Regions from separate parts of the Homo sapiens genome. Here region 1 is linked to region 2. Evidence: chromatin contacts called from ENCODE Hi-C or POLR2A ChIA-PET data. All regions are on one chromosome and are shown on one strand. The core of a region is the stretch at or near the end of the contact, and the rest is flanking DNA. Distances in the headings are between cores, read along the strand shown. Region 1 overlaps FTO (FTO alpha-ketoglutarate dependent dioxygenase). Region 2 overlaps FTO (FTO alpha-ketoglutarate dependent dioxygenase).

Region 1 (2,700 bases), core at 4-2,503, 35 kb before region 2:
CACCACTGAATGTGGTGGGTGTGCTATATCTCACTTTCCTAACTTGCCTGTGGCCTAACTCTTGGCTCTGACCTTTCATGTTCACACAAATGGCTGTTTACATTTCATGAGTCATGTTACATTTACATAAAAAGGCAACCTGAAAATCATCTGCTATAAATGACAGAATCTGAAATAAAGATCCACTTATGTATTGTGGCATAACAGAAAGAACATGGTCTTTGTAATCAGCATTCAGTACAAATACCAGGAACTACTAGCATTTAGTAGCTGCGTAGCCTTGGGTAAGTTACTTTACCTCTCTGAACCCTGATTACTCAATTGGAAAAATAGGGATAATTATATCTCAGATTTTAATAATCAGCAAAGATTTAGTGAATGCCTACTATGTGCTAAGCACTGTTCTAAGCTCTAGGGGCACAGTTGGGAATGTGACACATAAGATTCTTTCCCTCATAAAGCTTATATTCCTGGTAGAAGAGACAGAAAAATAGCCAAATAAATAAGCTATAAAATATGCAATGATTTTAATAACATTACATTAAAATAGCAATATTTAACATTTTTTGATTATGTACAATGTGTCAGAAACCATAAAAGATGCTAAGTACTACCTTATTCAATTCTTACAATGGAGGGATATAATAATATTTCCATTTTATAAAGAAGAAGATGAAAGTCCTGAAAAGTTAAGTAACTTCTCCAAAATCACACAGCCAGTAAATGACGAGGCCATGATTGAAATCCAGACAGTCTAATAGCAGAAACTCACTCTGCACTGCATCAAGCGATTTAATGAAAATAAAATCTAGGCTGAATGTGGTGGCTCAGTGGCTCCTGCCTGTAATCCTAGCACTTTGGGAGGCCGAGGTGGGTGAATCACCTGAGGTCAGGAGTTCAAGACCAGCCTGACCAATATGGCAAAACCCCGTCTCTACAGGTGGGAAAATCGCTTGAACCCAGGAGGTGGTTACAGTGAGCCCAGATCATGCCACTGCACTCCAGCCTGGGCAACAAGAGCAAAACTCCATCTCAAACAAAAAGAAAGAAAGTAAAATCTAGTGATGCGGTAGAGGGAAACCGCTGTAGCTCAGCTGGTCAGGGAAGGCACATTGAGTGGGTGTCATTTTAGGCAAGACACAAATCACAAGAAGCCAGGCCCAGACTAAAGATCTGGGGAGAGAGTGTCCCAAGCAGGAAGAACAGCTGGTACAAAGGCCCTAAGGAAGAACCAGTCTGGTGGCTTCCAGGGACAGAAAGCAAGCCAGTGAGTCTGGAGCACAGTGAACGAGCAAGGACAGAGTGGCTGGTGAGCTCTCAGAGCTATAGAACCCAGGTTGTTCTGGTCTTGTCAGCCAGAGCAGGAGAAGGATCTCATTCTGTTTGTCATTAAGTCACTGAAGAGTCTTATAGGCAGTGAGGTGACATCACTTGATATATATTTTTAAAATAAATCCAACTTATGTCTGGAAAGTGGATTATGAGAGGGAGAAGACTGTTAAAACTTGAAGTAGGGAGGCCACATTGAGGGTGCAGAAGTCTGTGCAAGAAATGATGGTGGCTTGGCCTGTAGTAGTAGTGACAGAAGTGGAGAAAATTGTACAGGTTCAGGATATATCAGAAAATCACCATGAAGATTAGATGAGGGTGTCTAAAACACCTACTAGAGCATCTAACACACAGCAGGCATTTACAAGCGCTAGCTAGCTTCCATGGCTAGCATTAATTAATAAGAGGTTTGAGATAAAACTATAAATTAATGGATATAATGTGCATTATTCAGATGAGTTACACTAAAAGCTGACCCAGACTTTACCACTACACAATATATCCATGTAACAAAACTGCACTGGTACCCCTTACATTTATATAAATAAACAAACTCTAAATTGTACCCGAAATGAGTCTTCGGCATCTCTGCCCCAGTTTCTCCAAGGAAGCCCGTAGAAGTTTAGAGTAAATTGGGAGTGCACCAAATTCAAACCACAATAGAGAATTGATCTATTAAAGGAGCTGGACTGTTAAATTAAAACAGTTTCTGTGTGCCAAGCTGAAACACAAAGGGATCACTCTTCTTTAACAATAAAGACCAGTTAAGGGGAGACTCCAGTTACACAATCTCCTCCTCTTCACCGTAAGGCACTTAGATGGAATTTTTTTTTTAATAGAAAAGACAAACTCTTGAGTAAATGTAATAATTGTTGCAATGATGTGCCCCAACCACCCAAGAAGTTAAAAAAAGAAACTGGAAGATTGGGATTCTTCTATTACATGATCAGTTAATTGCTGCCTCAAGTCTAGGCTATATTCACACCAGCAAAGGGATGATGTTATTTGGGAGATCTGACAGCCAGTCAGGAAGCAGAAAGATTGCCTTCCAAATATAAATAAATAAACAAGCAAGCAAACAAACAAATAAAGCAATCAAAGGCTTACAAATGAGGCCAACTGACTCAAAGAATTTTCGCATGTTGCTCAAAATGGGTTCTTTTTTTAGAGAAGGCTTTCCTTAATGTCCCAAATAGGAGGTCCTATTACCTTCTCAGTCATCTCACAAACAACTGATCTCTGCGGCACTTGTCATTCATTATTTTTCTAACAGAAACAACAATTCAAAAAAAAAAAAAAAATCCACAATCACATTGATTTAGGTTAAACATTTATTATCACCAAAGGCAGGTTAAAAAAAAATCCTCCCTG
Region 2 (2,700 bases), core at 14-2,513:
ATTCCTGTACTAATCCCTCTATATTAGTGACAATGGTCCAGGCTACACTGTGGTAATAAATAAACCCCCAAATCTCAGGGACTTAATGCAACAAAGGTCTTTGTCTTGCTCAAGTTACCTGTCTAATATGTTGATGGGGGAAGGGAATGGACTCTACTCCACTCAGTCCTTCCTGGATCAGCCCAATGGAGACCCCACCATCTGAAACACAAGGCCCCCAAAGTCACTGTGGCAGGGAAAGGGAAAGAATGCAAGTGGCACACTAGCTCCTAATGTCTTGACCAGGAAATAATACCCATCACTTCCACGTCATTGGCTAGAACTAATCACATGATCCTACCTAACTGCAAGGAAGCTGGGAACTGTAATCTTCCAGTGTGCTCAGAGGAAGATTACACTCCTCTAGAGGAAAACTTAGGAGTTGCATAGAGAAAACTGAAATGGATACAGGCTGCCAGAAACAACCTCACCAAGGCTGAATGCACTCACTGACCTCAGGGTTATACATTATGCAGTATGATTGCTAAGGTATAAGTATATAACCACCCAAGCATAAATAAATCCACGTTCACCATCCTTAGATTGCCCAGGCTGGTAAAGCCAGGTCATACCACATTCCTGACTTCAGAGCAACAGAAATGAACAACGGCCACTTAGTCATATCTGGGATCACATTATAGGGCTTATCCTTTAAGCAGTTTCAAGATTAGTCAAATCTTAGGTTTATCCAAAGCAACGGAACCCTCACCCAACACCACAAATGGCAAATATGCATTTAAGTGCATACCTGAGAACATGATGAGAAAATGGTAACTGATCACTTTGACAAAAGACCCTGACCATCCTCCTCTGGGATCCTATGCCTCTCCTATACACCCTACACTTTCTAGTTTATTTGAGGACATTGCACATAAAAATCTATCTTATCTTTGTGGACATACAATGCTTTTAAGGTGCTCAATAAACATTTCTTTATATGAATGAAACAATGAAGGAACTGAACCAATGCAATCACAGTGGAGCTGAATTCTGTCATTTTTATTTCCTCTTCTGTTAGAGTCTCTTTCATAGCAACGTTCTGGGGCTAAAAAGCTGGGACAGAGAGAGCTGCATGTTTCCCAGAAGAATTGCAGAAGGTATGTGGAGTGGGTAGCCAAGTTGGGCTTTGGCTCGCAATGCCCCAAGGACACTGACAAATAGCCCAATAATAACTCATCTGAGTCTCAGAAGTCATTCCTTAGAGCCGCCCTATAAAAGCCAAAGGGAATTATTCATTAGCAAGTGTGAATAACACTAGATACCACCAGCAGATTGCATTTGGCTTTGCTGAATTATTCATAAGCATTTGTGAGAAATGTACAATCCAAAGGGTGTTAAACCAAACCAGATTGTTTGGCAATATTTGCTTTCCTTTAAAAATATCTTTTTAAATCACCTCCAAGCTACAGTTCTTATGTTGAAAATCAGTTACCAATCTGGCAAAACAAGTAGGTAAAGAGTAGAAAGCCAAATAAGAAAGGGATATCAGTGATCTTATTTAATATTTATCATGATAATGACAGGCAGTAGACTGAACCAATGTTTGTTTACCTGTCCACATCCTCCCTTTTTTAGATGTTGTATGGTCAAAGACGGTAGGAGCTCTACAATGAGATTCATATATGGGGGGGGGGAAGAAAAGTCCTTAGAGTCCTGTCACAGAGCAGATGCAAATTTAATTACTTCACGTTAAGCTTTCCATCTTGTCTAGGTGTCCTTGGAAAGCAACTGTAAACAAGAAGCACTCGGCAATCAGGTGTCAGGGGCTCATTTGATCAGCTACGAAATATGTCACAAATCACTGGCAGGAAGTGAGTCAGGAAGGGGAACAAAGAGGTAGAAGTGACAGTGTAGGAGGCAGATCTTGTGGGTGTACCTGTTAGTGCTGGGGACTGCTCCCACTGCCAGCTCTGACTTCCCAGAGTAAGTGCCCCCTGCCTGACAAGGCTCTCTCATCTCACATTTGTTATACATTTTCCTATGGTCTGCAGAAATCACCACCACAACTGGGGAGTCAACTAGAGATACTAAGCACAGTTAAATTATTCGTGACTAAAGAAAACCTAGCATGAGCCGATTTATTTTTTCAAGGCAACCAGAGAAATTTGGAAATTAATGCAGAATCTAAATTTGGGTAAAAGAGAACACATCAGTCAGCAGTCTCAAAGAAAACCCTAGGCCTAGGTGCCTTCCCATCTTTTTAGTGTGTCTCTAATTGAAGAAGAAGAATGTTCCATTCTATGAGCTCCGAGTCTGAACCTAAGCTGTCAAATGCCCTGCAGTTTCTATGATAATGGGTGCTGCATTTGTAGGCAAGAGAAAGGAAGTGATCCCTGAGTGTATACAATTTGTAATTCTGCAAAGAGCCTGTAGCCTTCCTGAAGGGAGCCCACTTCCAGCTACTGCTCACTTCTACAAGACGACTGGAGAAAATGATGTCTGTACTTGCAACCAAACTATGGTTCCAGAAGTACTTTCTACTGAATTATTTCATAGGAATTTTAAATATATTGACTTAAGTCAAAACTCTGCCCACAACTATAATGAATTAACAACTTCCAAACGGAGAGGAAAAAATCTGAAAGCAACCAAACTCTATTAAACTTGGAGCAAATTAACCTATCTCTCTAAGCTTCAATTGCCTCATCTCTAAAATCAGGG

Evidence for each region. Hi-C counts contacts between places; a loop is a spot of excess contacts on that map. ChIA-PET counts read pairs that join two places held with the same protein, here RNA polymerase II (POLR2A). Pooled maps may share reads with other maps.
Region 1: a pooled map shows a loop between it and region 2 (2.6-fold over the local background). The contact joins two enhancer-like sites. A Hi-C loop is called at or near these places in 3 of 50 pooled maps. POLR2A ChIA-PET finds 5 or more read pairs at or near these places in 5 of 52 experiments (BJ, MCF 10A, PC-9 and 2 more).

Annotation. Positions count from the first base shown.
Region 1 is chr16:53,778,789-53,781,488 of GRCh38, reverse strand. The region is part of intron 1 of FTO (FTO alpha-ketoglutarate dependent dioxygenase); the gene reads right to left. Among named protein-coding and RNA genes, the nearest start is that of FTO, 76 kb to the right of the region's middle. Within about 2 kb of position 1,253, at least 4 of the 41 ENCODE cell types and tissues checked have a DNase peak (open chromatin) inside an H3K27ac peak, as active enhancers do; they include PC-9, where a contact is called at or near this core.
Region 2 is chr16:53,743,799-53,746,498 of GRCh38, reverse strand. The region is part of intron 1 of FTO (FTO alpha-ketoglutarate dependent dioxygenase); the gene reads right to left. It overlaps LOC124903691 (a long non-coding RNA gene), which reads left to right. Exons shown (of 3, transcript XR_007065070.1): 2 at 1,058-1,136. Among named protein-coding and RNA genes, the nearest start is that of FTO, 41 kb to the right of the region's middle. Within about 2 kb of position 1,263, at least 5 of the 41 ENCODE cell types and tissues checked have a DNase peak (open chromatin) inside an H3K27ac peak, as active enhancers do; they include PC-9, where a contact is called at or near this core.